Regions from separate parts of the Homo sapiens genome. Here regions 2 and 3 are each linked to region 1. Evidence: chromatin contacts called from ENCODE Hi-C or POLR2A ChIA-PET data. All regions are on one chromosome and are shown on one strand. The core of a region is the stretch at or near the end of the contact, and the rest is flanking DNA. Distances in the headings are between cores, read along the strand shown. Region 1 holds the start of DGCR6L (DiGeorge syndrome critical region gene 6 like). Region 2 holds the start of LINC00896 (long intergenic non-protein coding RNA 896). Region 3 has its middle 19 kb from the start of SCARF2.

Region 1 (4,895 bases), core at 2,396-4,895:
TGGTAACAAAGCACCAACTGGGTGGCTGGTTTCAATCCTACTCTTGCCACCCAACACCGCAACATTTTATCAACCTGGAGCAAATGCTCTCGGGTCCTGAGGAGCTGGCCACACAGCCCATTTTGCTGGTGGGACAGTGGGAAGCCCCGCCCTCCTCCCATCCCACACCACTTAGGCAAGAGCTGTGCCTAGGAAATGTCACCCGTAACTGGTCCGCACAGACCCTGTCTTCTAAAAGGGTGCTGTGCCTCCACCAGACCCCATGAGCAATACATTTGTCAAGCACACGCAAGACATGCCAAGGCCAAGGCCTGACTGATTTGACAGTAAAGACACAATGAGCCCCTCTCATTCAGACCTTATTACTCACAGAGTGAAAATAAGAGAAGCCTGAGGTGGCAGCTCCCTGCTGTCCTGGTGCCACACACTAAAAAGGACAACACTGAAACAAAAGGGGTCAGAGAGCATGCGTTGCGGGACACCCACTGTGGAGGAGCCCCTTGACACTGCAGCTGGGTGGCGTCCTCATCTGCAGCTCTGTTTTGAGGGCCGGGGGCAGGGAGCCTCACCCTCACCAGGGCCAGTGAGGCAGGAAGTGAGGAACAGTCTCGGGAGACAGACGGAGTGAGCGGTGGCCTGGGTGCAGCCTGATGTTCTGGGAGGAGCAGGCTTAGGTCAGGTGCTGTGTGCACCTCTGCATGGCCTATGGGGATCCTGCAATGGCTCAGGGCCCCACAGCAGAGCTGTTTCTCCGCCCACACAACAGACATACAACCTGACACATGAAAACTCACAGAGAAACACAGAAAGGCACATGTGACAAAGAGCCACACAAAAGGCATGCAGCAAAGCCTTTTGACACACGTGCGCGCACACACACACACACACACACACACACACACACAGGCACCCACTCCTTCAAACCTTGGTGTTTGCCCAGACACAGCTGTGTCAGAGACAGGGGACCTGCAGCTCCCCAACACACACCAGTCACCCCACACTAACCCAAGGTGTCACCAGCCAGCCTGGTGGACTCGGGAGGCCAAGTGGAGGTGGACAGTGGCCGCAGAGCAAAGGCCTTCGGTGGATACCACCCGACGGGAAGAGCCATGGGGCCCATCGTGTCCACACACACAGGGGAAACGCACGTCTGCGAACCAGCTCCCCCATTCCTACACATATATCACCCATCCCTGGGGCTCTGGAGGATGAGACCCCTCCTTCCAGACCAGGCCCTCCCTGAAGACCCAGAGGTGGCCCAGGAGTCCCCATGCCTGAGTGACATACTGCTCATGTCCATGAAAAAGAAAAGGAACTTTGTGTGTGTGTGTGTGTGTGTGTGTGTGTGCGCGCGCGCACAATGGAAGTTTATATATATATGTATAAAGTATATATATATATTCATATATATATTCTTTTAAGTTCTGGGGTACATGTGCAGAACGTGCAGGTTTGTTACATAGGTATACACGTGCCATGGTGGTTTGCTGTGCCCATGAACCTATCATCTACATTACGTATTTCTCCTAATGCGAAAGGAACTTTTTTATCTGAGGAATGTGAGCTCCCTTTAATTATCTGGCCCAGAGAGGCACTGGAATGAAACAGCAGTCACATCCCACTCCTACTTGAGCTAACGACCTCTTGAAGCCAATTGCTCTGTGGGTTCCAGACTGACACCAAGTAGGCATAAAAAGCCATACGCTGGACACCATAACTCTTACCCAGTAGTCCAACACCTTATAGCCAGTCACTAAGGGTTCTCTCTGGAAAGCAGTCAGAATTCCTGCTGACTTCATATCAGCCCACTCCTTGTCCCCTTCAGTCTTTAAAAACTTGCTTGTAATAAGGCTGAATGAAGCACTCCCAGGGCAACTTGGTGTGTCCTGGGCAGCTCTCTCAGCCTTGGCCCAGACAAACTCTCTATATGAACTGTGGTTCAGTTTGTTTCTTTAGGTTGACATCCACATTAGGGGAGCAGTGTTGCTGGGCTGGGGAAGCTGGTTCAGGTCAGACGTTGCACCAAGGGTTGGAGAAGGGGCCTTCCTGCATCAGCACCCGGACAAGGCAGAGGAGCAGGTGTCCAAACCCAGGCCTGGCCTGCTCCTGCTGTGGCTCACAGCCCCCACCCCACCTGGCAGACCCCGGAGCTGGCGACAGTGTTGCCCAGCTGGCCACAGACATATCATCACGTGGGGCTGCCCTATATCCTCCCAGTCTCCACACAGACACTCTTCATGGACTGGGGGACTGAGGGCAGGGACACTGGTGAAACAGGCAGGCGTCTTCACCCAGCTAATCATCCCACTCACCACCTCCGGGGGAGGTGACAGTGACCAAGCCCAGCCCCAGCTGGCTCCTGGTCACTCACTACAGACTCAGCTCCCACAATCTCGAGTCCCACCTCCAGCTCCTGCCATTCTGAGGGACCTGGAGGCCAGGGTGCCCGGCGCATGACCAGCTCTGGGTTGTGGACCGCCCTCCACGGCAGTGGCCTGAGCGCTTGTCATTATTCACTTTATTCATGCCTGGTTTCTGTCTGGAAGGGACCACAAGGACATGGCGTGCAGGGGAGCCAATCCTGCCAGGGACTGAGGAAACAGATCCTGGAGAAAACCAGACACTTTGCTGGCACTTCAGGGGGACCCCAGTTGGTTGGCTCAACGCCCCCTCTTCCCCATAGCCAATTACTAACCAATGTTCTCTCTGGAAACCAGTCATAATTCCTAACCTGGTCAAAGCAGGGTCATCTCACACAGCCCAGCCACCCAGCAGGCAGCTAAAGAGTGCCTGATGAAATGCAAGTCTGATCGTGTCTGCGTCCCCAAGCCCTTCCGTGCCCCCTGCTGCTCTATGGACAAGCCCCCAGCAGCCTCTGTAATGCACAGCACCCGCCCTTGTCTCCTGTGCTGGCTTCCGCAGCCTGGCCACACTGGTCCTCTCGCCCACCCACCTGACCTGACTCTGGCAGGGCCTTTGCAGGAGCCATTCCTCCACCCGAGCCCCTCCTATTAAAGCCTGTTCCTAGACGGTTCAGCCCCAGCCACCAGAAGCCCCCCAGCCCCGGCCCAGCAGCTGGCCTGTGGAGCGGGGAGAGCGCAGTCTGGGCTCACGGGCTGGGGGCCACGGAGGCCCAGATGGGGACTCTGGCTCCGACTGTCCTGACCCAGAGGCTCTAGGGCGGTCCTGTCTGTCTCACCCCGGGGGCGGGGAGGACGCAGACAGACCCCAGCGCCACTGCTCGGCCGCGGATGGTGCCTTAGACCCAGGTCCTGTGGGCTCTGGCCCGAGACCCCTGCCTCTGGGGAGGCCGGTGACCGGGACAGTCCACCTCGCAGGCGCGCCGGCGCGGAGCCCGGACCTCGGCCCGCAATGACTCAGCAAGGGCCGGTGGGATTCTCCGTGGTCCTGCGATATCCAGACGGCGGAGTCTCGCCTTTAATGTCGCGCGGGGAGCAGGCAGGTGCGAGCCTGGGCTGAGCAAAACCCTCCTTGGAGTCTCCGCAGAGGAGCGGGGCGCGCCTCCTGAATAAGCAGGCGGCGGGGCGCGGGGCAGGGCGGGGCAGGCGGCCAGGCCCTCTCGGGACTGTCGTAAAAGGGGGCGGAGCGCGCCGCGCGTGGGACAATCGTAAAAGGGGCGGGACGCGCCGCGCTCGGGATGTCGTGAAGCTGGGGGAGCTCGTCGCCGCCGCCGGCGGCTAGCGGGCGTCCGCGCCATGGAGCGCTACGCGGCCGCCTTGGAGGAGGTGGCGGACGGTGCCCGGCAGCAGGAGCGACACTACCAGTTGCTGTCGGCGCTACAGAGCCTGGTGAAGGAGTTGCCCAGGTACGCAGGCGGGGCGGGCGGAGGCCTGCGGAGGCGGCTTCGTTTCCCGCCGGGGCTCACCGCGCCCCCCTACCCGCAGCTCTTTCCAGCAGCGCCTGTCCTACACCACGCTCAGCGACCTGGCCCTGGCGCTTCTCGACGGCACCGTGTTCGAAATCGTGCAGGGGCTACTGGAGATCCAGCACCTCACCGAAAAGAGCCTGTACAACCAGCGCCTGCGCCTACAGAACGAGCACCGAGGTGCGCGGGGGCAGCGGGATGAGGTGCCGCCTCCTCCGGGTCGGCGCCTCCGGGCAGCTCTTGGTATCTGTGCAGATCAGCTCCTTCCTTGGAAGTGTTCGGAAGAGGTCTCTAAGATTGACAAAATCAACGGGCGCAGAGACTGAGACAGCGCCTTTTTGGTGATCAGTGGGTCCAACCAGTTTTGTTTTCAGTTGCGCAGCACCCACCTTCTTAGCAGAAACTCCCTGTTCGGGCTTCCCTGTGCCCCACGCGCTTCCAGACAGGATGGCCCTAGGCCTCGGTGCCTGATTGGCCTGCAGGCAGACTCTGGTGGTGGCGCTGACTGCAGCAGCATTGCCCCTCAGTAGTTGGAAGTCTGTTGACAGTTGTGCAGCAAGCGTCTTTCAGGGTCAGTTCCCTCTCAGGCCTCGCAGGGCCTCATTCCAGTTGCACATCAAATTCCTAAGCACTGTCTCCTGTGGCGCCCTCCCAAACCCGAAGAGCTTCCCACTTGAGCCAGGCCTGCTTGGTGGGCTTGGGAGCCCTTTCCTGCAAATTATATAGGGCAGGTCCCCCTGCACCATCAGTTTCCACCTTTGTTATTTTTCCCAAACTTCTTATTTTAGAAGTTAAAACATTTAGAAAAGCTGAAAAGATAGTATAGTGCATACGCTTGTGCTCTTCACTAAAGTTCAATAGTTAACGTTTTGCTCTAGTTCTTGACATCCCAAAATATATACATGTGACAGCATAGCATTCACCAAGAGTCTTCAGCATTCCTGGAGACCAGGATTTTCAACCCAGCCATGCTGACATTTGTGGCTGGGTAAGTCTTTTTGGTGAGATG
Region 2 (4,895 bases), core at 655-3,154, 110 kb after region 1:
GTGGGGCTGGGATTAAATGGGATCTGCGGCTGCCAGGCTGGGCTTCTCAGGAATGAGCTGGCACTGGAGGACGAGTGGATTAGACGCGAGGTCAATATTTGTGGAATTGAATTGAATCTGTCACTTGGGGCGTGTATGTTCCAGGTAATTTTGTGGTTTCTGCCTCTGGCAGGAAAACCCAACACGATGACTGCCCCTCGCAGGCCACAGTCAGCCCGGCCCCAGGAGAGAGACCCGTGGAGCCCTATGTCTCAGCAGGCAAGGTAGGGGGACGGGGCAGGGGCAGGGAGGTCCCCGAGTGCTGGCCAGGGGAGGAATCTGCAGTGGTTGCCGGCTAAGGAGGGTCTGCCCTGGCCCCTGGGGCATGGAGGCCCCACAGCCAGGCCCCACCCCCAGCTCCTGGGACCTGCTGGCCTTTTAGGAGACGGGGGAGGCTGGGCCTGACCTCTCTGCAGGTGGTGTCACTGCAGGGCCACACTGCACTGTGCTGGTTGTTGTCCAGGGTGGGCAGATAGAGGGATGTGGACGGTGGGAGCCAGGGGAAGGGCAGAAGGGGACACTGGGCCACCCTGGAGAAGCCAGGTCAGGGCTGGCCCAGCAGGATGGGGGCTCTCTGCCTCTATGGCCAGCATTCCCAGCTGAGTCCCCAACTCTGCAGCCAGGAAGCCCCGTAGTGTGAAGGATGGGGACATCGCGATGCCCTGGCCCTGAGCCCACCAGGTGGCCCCAGGGCCCCACCCTGCCTGGCTCTTCCTGCATGGGTCTGGGGTGATGGGGGCTCATCTGAGGCCCAGTGCTGCCCACCTCGAATCCCCAAATCCCAAATTGGATTAGTTGTGTTTAGAAAGCAGCAAAGCTGCTATATTTGAGCAAAGGCTCAGCAGATTACCCTGGGCCAAGAGGGTGTCTGCCTGTGTGAGGGGGATTTGAGGAGGAAAAACTGCACTAAACAAGTGTTCATTGAAAAGAAACTTGGGGGATCATCTGAGTCAGCCGGGCCCTCCACCTGCCCCATAACACCTTCTCCAGCATGGGCTCCTGCTGCTGCTGGGACAACCAAGCAGGAGTGGACGGGGTCAGGCCACAGGCCACTGGGCCCAAGGCCAGGAAGGGGCGCCCAGGACTGCCCATGGGAGAAGGGCGTGGTGCCGACACGAGGTCACCTGGAGTCCCTGGGACTGGCCCTCCACCTCGTGACTCAGTCGCCACCCGGTGGCCCTCTCAGAAGCCCAGGGCCCAGCATACAGGAAGCTCCATGAGTGCTCATCATCACACACACTCCAGAGGCTGAGAACATCTTGGAGGCCTGGGGCCTGCTGGCCAGACCCTGTCCTGGGCCCTGAACACAGGCTGGGCCTGGAAGGGACAGTGAGGGGGGCCAGAGCCCATGCCTGCTCAGTGCAGCAAGCCCAGGCACCTGGTGGGTGGGCCCTGCAGCCAGGGAGGCCCCTGCACCCCACCCTTCCCAGCCCTGCCCTGGGTACCGTGTGCCACATCTCAGAGCCCACCCATGGGGCCCTCCCAACTCCAGCCAGGAGGGAGGATAGAGAACTTTTATTTCAGAAGAGTGCAAATAAACAAATCCTTCCTTCCCCCACCATAAAGAGCCCGGCTGGCTTTAGGAGAGAAGGCAGAATTTTTAGCCTCTCCTTTCCTCAAGGCACAGCAGGCCGAGCCTGTGTCACTCATGGCCCCTTTTACAAGTAAAGAATCCAGCTCTGGGCAGTCAGGTCTGCCCAGTGGAGGTGTTTGCCCTGGGGGGCCGGCTCACCTATCCGTAGGACCTGGCTCCTAGGGGTCCAGCCAGTCCCTGGCCTCCTGTTGATACGGAAAGGAAGTGCTGAGAAGGGAAAAGCGTGGTCCCTTTAAATGATACAGAGGAGGGACGGGAAGTGCTCCGTAGAGAAGGGCGTGGTCCCTGCCTAGGGCTCCACCCCCACGAACCTAGGTGAGGACAGGCATTTCCTGCCCAAATGTTGCATTTCCCAAGACCACCCTGGCCTGCCATGCCTCCATCCTATGCCTATAAAAACCCAAGACCCTAGCAAGGCAGAGACAGAAGCCTCTGTGTGGGGAGAGGAACACACTGGTGGAAGAAGACAAGCTGCTGGACATCCCGAGAATGTTGCCTGACTCCAGGGGAAAACCATCTCCCCTCTGGCTCCCCCATCTGCTGAGAGCTACTTCCACTCAATAAAACCTTGCACTCATTCTCCAAGCCCACGTGTGATCCAATTTTTTGGTACACCAAGGCAAGAAACCCTGGGATACAGAAATTCCTCTGTCCTTGTTATAAGGCAGGGGTCTAATTGAGCTCACTCTCACCAGCCACCTACAGACCGCTAGACTAAAAGACCACCCGGTAACGCACTCCCACTGGGGTTTCAAGAGCTGTAAACATTCACCCCCAGACACTGCCATGGGGTCAGAGCCCCACAGCCTGCCCGTCTGTATGCTCCCCTAGAGGTGTGAGCGGTGGGGCACTGAAGAAGCGAGCCACTCCCCCGCTGCATGCCCTGCGCCCTGCGCGGGGTAACCAGGGAACCCTTCCTGTTTCACTGTTTCACTGGGTAGAGATCTCCCGGCTGGAGACAGAATGGTGGGGAGAGGCCAGATGTGCCCAGCAGGTAGGGGATTCTCCAGGGGGGAGGCTGAGGCTGTTAGGAAAGGAGGGGCTGAGGGGGCGCCACAGCCCTCCCCGCTCCGCACCACACCCCACGTTAAACCCCTGTCCTCCACTCCTCTCCTGGGGCTAAGGAGGCTGAGAGTAGAGCTCAGAGGCCCACGCCCAGCACACAGGAGGCAGTGGGGGCTGTGGACGGGGCCAACGAGCCATGGGGTTGCTGGGCTGAAGCACCGGTGATGGCAGGCGTGTGAGAGGGAAGTGGGGGTGAGCCAGCCCTGTGGGCCTCTAGGCCCAGCTTCTGGGTATCCTGGCCCCCTGGAATGACCCAGGGCAGGAGCCTCTGACACCCGCCCCAAATGCCTGTGACCCCGTCCTGAGTGGGGGTCCTCCTTCTGGCCGTGACCGCCCTGGAGTGGCTTCTCAGCATTTTGTGGTCAGCACTCTCAGCCCCTCTGCCTTGCACCGTGTCATTTTCAGCAGATCCTGAGCCAGAGAAGGCCATCAATTATTCAGCTCCTGCCTCTCAGCCTCCTCCGTTAGTACCTCTTAAAGCCGGGAAGATAAATCTCTCCGCTTGCTCCGTGGCGCCGACAGGAAGCAGGGCGGCACCAGGACCGTGACAGGCCCCGGCTGGGCCCCGGTTTCCCGAGCCAGCACAGGCGGCCTGCAAGGCTTCTCTGCTATTAAATCCATAATTCAGCGGCAACGCAGCTGGGGCCTGGCACACAGGGTCCCTGTGATGAGGAGGGGCTGCCCCTGCCGGAATGCACCAGAGGCTGCCACCAGGGAGAGAGTTACAAGGACCACTTCCGTGGACCTGGCAGGTCCTAGGGCCCCCTTTAAAATTGTGCCTGGGGAGAGTCCCTGGCGCTGCTCCGGAGGATCATGGAGCCCGACTCTACTCACAGGGGAGACCACACAGCTTCTGCGGGGCAAGACAGCTGAGGAGCATGTCAGGCAAGCGACGGGCATGGGGGGTGGGGGGGAGCACAGCGTGGTCTGCATGCCCTCAGCCACGCCCAGGGTGACCCTGGAGGCCTGCATGGAAGACCCTGGAAGCGTCCTTGGCCACCCCTGGTGGAAGAGACAGCTCCAGCCTCACCTTTCTAGGACAGTGCCATCTGCCACCAAGGCAGCTCCAGAGAGTGGGACAGCTGTGAGAGGCGGGACCTGTCCAGGCTCCCTGATGGGCACTCACAGCCCCCTTCACCCTCAGCGAGGCACTTGCCCCAATGAAAACTGAGCAGTTGGACAATCTGATGTCTTGGAGGGTCCAGGTCAGCCCCCCACCCCAATGCCCAGCCCTGCATAACCAAGGAAGCGTTTGTTGAATGGCTGAGTCCCACCCCTGCTCCAACCTTGGCAGGCCTTGGAGTGTCCCCGGCAGGAAGTGGAGGGTGAACACAGGGGGACAAAGTAACAGGGCAGCAGAGCTGGGGTGGGGCCAGGCTGGGCAGACTGGGGAATGAGACCTACTCAGAACACCGCCCTCGGCAGAGCCACCCACCCCTATCCTTGCAAACCCTCTGCCCCAGGGCCCACTCTAAACCCATGAGAGCTGTGGCAGGACAGGGTGACTCCAGGCCTGGCCAGGAGGCTCCGGCTGACTCCGCCCCCTTCTCCTTCCCCTCCCCACTTCCCATTCCACAGGCCTCCACAGGGCAGGGGCCGTGACAGGGGTGACAGAAGTTCGGAGAGGTCACTGAGTCCCTGCAATTAGCAGTAATGAGTTGACACATGCCACAGGTCAAGTGCTAATGCAGGCTGATAATTAACTCAACCTGCTAGGAAGCGGTGCAGCCCCTCCTCCCTCTGATCAATTATCCTCAGGATGTTGAACAGCCCCGCCCCAGGGCTAATGGGGTCACATTCCAACCATAATGACGTGGCTGCTGCACCAGAAACACTGGGCTGGTGCCGGGAACACCCCCATCCCAGACTGGAGACCTCCCCCAGCCCCTCCAGATGAGGGTCCTGCCCTGCTCACTGGCTCCTGCCCCAACCCTGCTCCTGGGGCCTTCCTGACTCGCCACCTTGCACTTCCCAGGGACAGTACACCCAGCAGCCTGTCCCAGCCTATGTCTCAGCAGACCAGGCTCTGCGAGACACCCCCTCCAGCCTCCACCTCCCAGCACTGCCTCCAGAACAGGGGCCATTCAGACTCGTGGCTTGCTGTCCTCTGCCCTGCATCTCAGGCTGCTCCCAGCCCATGTCCAGTTTTGGGTGCTAGCCACAGTGCTACACTGACCATCTGGTACCTGCTTCTGCC
Region 3 (4,895 bases), core at 1,747-4,246, 98 kb before region 1:
CTGTCTCAAAAAAAAGAAGAAGAAGAAAAAAAAGAAATGTAGACACAGATATGCACCCTGCACCCCCCACATCACACTCACAGAACACACCTCATCCTGCAAAACACACACACACACACACACACACACCCTCTGACACACAGAAACACCAAGAGACCCTCACTCTGCAACCATAGACACCTTCCACCAGACACAGAGAAACAGCAACTTATACAACCTGCAACACACACATGTGCCACCAGAGCCGACTAAATACTGAGACACACACATCAGCCAACACACAGAAGTGTAACCATCCTACCGACAGATGGCATACACAGCATCCATGCCCTACTAAGCATGGAGGCGGGCACCCACCCTAAGATGCACTCACTGCACTAGAAACAGATCATGAGGCCCAGCGTGGTGGCTCACGCCTGTCATCCCCACACTCAGGAAAGCCAAGGCAGGAGGCGCACTTGAGCACGGGAATTCGGATAGTATCTGTGGTCTTTCACCCTGCAGATACACACACAGACATGCCACCAGGCACACAGAAACACCAAGACACAGTGGGAACACGCACACTGGAACACACAAACTCCTACACACACAGGAGAACGCGGAGGCCGCTGGCAGTACTGAAATTCATCTCAGCCCTGGGTTCCAGGGAAATGGTGCTCACTGAGAAATTGCCTCTTCCTTTGCGTTCTGAGAAATAGTGAGACCAGAAGGAGCACTTTGCCCTTGTCCATTCTAAGACCCCGCCTCCAGCCTTCCACATGAGTCTCTTATTTACCAGGCCCCTCCTTCCTCATTAGTGAGTTTTCTTCCCATAGCAGTAGCCTGAATAAAGTCATCTCTTTATGTGTCTGGTGCATTCCCCCCACAGTCTTTGTGCCTTGACCTGGCATGGGTTGGACTTACCTTCCCATCCCCAATGACTGCAAGCAGGTGGTGAGCCCTCTCTGAGACCCGCAAGCCGCCCCTGACTGGCCATCAGGGTGGGGGACCTTCAGTGAGTATGACCCCTGGTTGTGTGCTCCTGGCTTTTGTCCGTTGGTGGCATAGTGACAACTTTATTTTGATTCTTTCAGTTTCATGGTCTGAACATTTGGTGGTCTCTTTAAACAGATTGGTGGTTTATAGACGTCTTGTCTCTGTTGGGTGAGAGACGACAGTGTGTGGTTTGAGAGTCTTTTCTGTTTGTTCATTTGTTTAATTGAGTTTAGTTAAAAATTTGGGCTAAGATTGGTGGCTCACATCTATAATCCCAGTGCTTTGGGAGGCTGAGGTGGGAGGATCACTTGAGGATAGGAGTTCAAAACCAGCCTGGAAAACATAGCAACCCCCATCTCTAAAAAAAAAAAAAAAAAAAAAAAAATTAAAAATTTAGCCAGGCACGGTGGTGGTGTGCACCTGTAGTCCCAGCTACTCCAGAGGTTGAGGTGGGAGGATCCCTTGAGCCCAGGAGTCTGAGGCTCACCACTGTACTCCAGCCTGGGTGACAGAGTGAGAACCTGTCTCTAAAAAATCCAAGAATTTGTCCCCAGTGGGAAGATGGTTTGGAGATGTGATCAGCCACATCCATGGATGGAGCTGTGCTGTCATTTAGGTAGGTTGGATTGGCTGTCATATGCATAGGTAAGCGACACACCCAACAGTTAGTATGCTTGAAAATAGGCCTGTTCCTTGGGTGGGGCTAACATGCAGAGGATTGGTAAAGCCTCCTGAGAGGGCGGTGGGGTCAGGGCTGGGGTTAGGAGGGCAGAGGTCAGGGCTAGGGTTAGGAGGGCAGCCTGTAAGAGTTGAAAACAAGTTAGTGAATTTGTGGTGGTTGGGCTGCCAGGGAGGAAGAGGAGTGGGAAGGGTGGGAGGAAGGCCTTTGACAGGGGTACAGTAGGAAGCAGGGTGTAGAGGAGTCAACCTGGGGCCAGTTCAGTTGTTGTGTGGACGGTGGACAGGGGTCATCTATCTTCGGGTGAGGTCATTGTCTCCATGAGTCCAGCTGCAGGGCTGAGGTCACTCACCTGGTAAAGAAGCTGGTTGGGGTGAGCTCCTGGGCCTCCCTGAGTCTGCAGTGACCTTCGCCCAATAATGGACCTCGAGACATAACCACAGCACTGTGGTTGGACAGTGCCAGTGAAGAAGCCATTGTCCTGCTGTCACATTGGGGATACCGTAATTCCAAAGCTGCCTGCTGCACACACCCCACCAGAGGTATTCCAGCGGCTGCTTCCTATTAATAGTCTGACGTGCATTGTGAGGGGCAAAATGTGCACACATGACACTCATTCGAGAGCCTCAGCAGTGGGCATTCCAATTACACTGCTGCTTCCCGTGTGTGTGTGTGTGTGTGTGTGTGTGTGTGTGTGTGTGTGTGTGTCGGGGGGGCTCCTTTATGAGTTAATTTTTTTTCTGAAACAAAAAAAATTGCTTAAATTACTTATTTGGCCAGGCGCAATGGCTCACGCCTGTAATCCCAGCACTTTGGGAGGCCAAGGAGGGTGGATCACTTGAGGTCAGGAGTTCAAGACCTGCCTGGTCAACATGGTGGAACCCCGTCTCTACTAATAACACAAAAATTACCCGGGCGTGGTGGCGCCTGCCTGTAATCCCAGCTACTCACTGCAACCTCCGCCTCCCGGGCTCCAGCGGTCCTCGTCCCTCAGCCTCCCGGTATTTGCTGGTTTTAGAGGCGGAGTCTCGGCAGGTCGACCCGGCTGGAGCGCAGAGGCTATTCCCAGGCGCGATGCCACTACTGACGCGCTCCGTTTCCAACTGGGGCTGCCTCGCCCCTCCCTAGGCGGCCTGGTGGCAGAGGCCACCATACTGATGCCGGCTTCAGTGAGGACCTGGATCGGCACAGCGCACTGCAGCGCAGAACTCCCGGTCACGCGATTCTCCTGCCTGGGCCTCCCGAGCAGCTGGGACCGCAGGCACGCGCGGCGCCGGCCCTTGGAGCTCAGAACCGCCTTTCGGACTGCATCCGGCACCAGGCAGCCAGCGGCTAGTGGGGGCCATGGAATCGTGCTGCCATCTGGCGGCTGGATGGGTAGCTGCTGCTTTTTTTTTTTTTTTTTTTCTTCTTTTTGAGGCACGGCCTCACTCTGAGGCCCAGGCTGGACGCAGTCACTCAATAACCGCTCACTGCAGCCTCCATCCCCCGGGCCCAAGACATCCTTCCATCTCAGCCTCCGAAAGTGCTGAGATTACAGGTGTGAGCCACCGCACCGGGCCGGTGCCACCTTTTTTTTTTCTTTTGAAACAGAGTATCCACTTTATCGCCCAGGCTGGAGTGCAGTGGCGCAATCTTGGCTCACTGCAACCTCTGCCTCCCAGGTTCAAGCGATTCTCCTGCCTTAGCCTACAGAGTAGCTGGGATTACAAGCGCGTACCACCAAGCCCGACTAATTTTTGTATTTTTAGTAGAGACGGGGTTTCACCATGTTGGCCAGGCTGGTCTCGATCTCCTGACCTCAAGTGATCTGACCACCTCGGCCCACCGAAGTGCTGGGATTACAGGCATGAGCCACCACGCCCGGCCGGTAGCATCTTTGAAGAGCCTAAACAAGTGGGGGTAACAGCCTGGGGGAACTTCGGCGCAGTTCTGTTTGTGCGGCCCGGTGGGGCCTGCTACGGGGATGTGGTGTCCCAGGCCCAGATTATCCCCCAAAGTAGGCATAGCCAGGTGAGGACAGCCAGAAGTCAGCGACAAATACTGTGCAGTTCCATGTATGTGGAGTATCTAGAGGAGTCAAATTCGTAGAGACAGGCGGGGCGAGGTGCCTCACGCCTGTAATCCCAGCACTTTGGGAGGCGGAGGTGAGTGAACCACCTGAGGTCAGGAGTTTGACACCAGCCTGGCAAAAATACCAAAAATACAAAATTTACCAAAAATACAAAAATTAGCCGTATGTGGTCGTGTGTGCCTGTAATCCTAGCTACTTGGGAGGCTGAGGGAAGAGAATCACTTGGACCCGGGAGACAGAGTAGCGGTGAACCAAGATTGCGCCACTGCCACGGCACTGCACTCCAGCCTGGGTGACGAGCAAAACTTTGCCTCAAAGAAAACAAATGAACAAAAACAAAACAAAACAAAAAAATTAGCAGGGCATGGTGATGTGTGCCTGTAGTCCCAGCTACTTGGGAGGCTGAGGCAGGAGAATCGTTTGAACCCGGGAGGCAGAGGTTGCAGTGAGCCGAGATCACGCCACTGCACTCCAGCCTGGGCGACAGAGCAAGACTCCATCTCAAAAAAAAAAAAAAAAAAGAAAAAAAATTCTGTAGAAACAGAAGGTGGAACCGTGGTTACCACGGGCTGGGAGGTATGGGAATTAGTGTTTAATAGGAATGCAGAGTTTCAGTTTCGGGTGATGAAAAGATTCTAGAAATAGATGGCAGTGAATGTACTTAATGTCACTAAACCGTGCACTTAAAAATGATTAAAATAGTGCTCGCTTCGGCAGCACATATACTAAAATCAGAACGATAGAAGTTTCTCATGGCCTCTGCCCAAGGGTGACACGCAAATGTGTGAAGCGTTCCATATTTTTATTTTTATTTTTTATTATTTATTTATTTATTTATTTTGAGACGGAGTCTCGCTCTGTCACCCAGGCTGGAGTGCAGTAGCACAATCTCGGCTCACTGCAAGCTCTGCCTCCGAGGGTCATGCCATTCTCCTGCCTCAGCCTCCCGAGTAGCTGGGACTACAGGCGCCCGCCACCACGCCCGGCTAATTTTTTGTATTTTTAGTAGAGACGGGGTTTCACCATGGTCTTGATCTCCTGACCTCATGATCCACCCGCCTCGGCCTCCCAAAGTGCTGGGATTACAGGTGTGAGCCACCGCACCCAGCCAAAGTGTTCCATATTTTTAAACAGATATATAGACCAATGGAACAGAACAGGGAC

What was found. A loop is a pair of places that touch in the nucleus more often than their neighbours do. ChIA-PET counts read pairs that join two places held with the same protein, here RNA polymerase II (POLR2A). Pooled maps may share reads with other maps.
Region 2: a loop to region 1 is called in a map of naive thymus-derived CD4-positive, alpha-beta T cell, with 18 times the contacts of the local background. The contact joins the promoter of LINC00896 here to the promoter of DGCR6L in region 1. A Hi-C loop is called at or near these places in 1 of 168 maps with a recorded cell type or tissue (naive thymus-derived CD4-positive, alpha-beta T cell), 1 of 37 single-sample maps with no recorded cell type and 8 of 50 pooled maps. POLR2A ChIA-PET finds 5 or more read pairs at or near these places in 1 of 52 experiments (activated CD4-positive, alpha-beta memory T cell).
Region 3: a pooled map shows a loop between it and region 1 (3-fold over the local background). The contact joins the enhancer-like site here to the promoter of DGCR6L in region 1. A Hi-C loop is called at or near these places in 6 of 50 pooled maps. POLR2A ChIA-PET finds 5 or more read pairs at or near these places in 5 of 52 experiments (A673, HCT116, HEK293 and 2 more).

Annotation. Positions count from the first base shown.
Region 1 is chr22:20,318,810-20,323,704 of GRCh38, reverse strand. DGCR6L (DiGeorge syndrome critical region gene 6 like) reads left to right here and starts at 3,645. Exons shown (of 5, transcript NM_033257.4): 1 at 3,645-3,826; 2 at 3,906-4,066. The coding sequence starts at 3,717. RefSeq lists silencers at 3,239-3,288, 3,479-3,608, 3,739-3,968, 4,005-4,299 and an enhancer at 2,572-3,359.
Region 2 is chr22:20,203,341-20,208,235 of GRCh38, reverse strand. It overlaps LINC00896 (long intergenic non-protein coding RNA 896), which reads right to left and starts at 1,904. Exons shown (of 1, transcript NR_026919.1): 1 at 1-1,904. It overlaps LOC105372862 (a long non-coding RNA gene), which reads left to right. Exons shown (of 3, transcript XR_938009.3): 2 at 173-263; 3 at 1,991-2,218. It overlaps LINC02891 (long intergenic non-protein coding RNA 2891), which reads left to right and starts at 3,318. Exons shown (of 4, transcript NR_038460.2): 1 at 3,318-3,583; 2 at 3,737-3,903. RefSeq lists enhancers at 1-339, 1,548-1,787, 4,343-4,895.
Region 3 is chr22:20,416,437-20,421,331 of GRCh38, reverse strand. It overlaps the pseudogene RNU6-225P. Among named protein-coding and RNA genes, the nearest start is that of SCARF2, 19 kb to the left of the region's middle. RefSeq lists an enhancer at 1-561. Within about 2 kb of position 2,996, at least 6 of the 41 ENCODE cell types and tissues checked have a DNase peak (open chromatin) inside an H3K27ac peak, as active enhancers do; they include HCT116, where a contact is called at or near this core.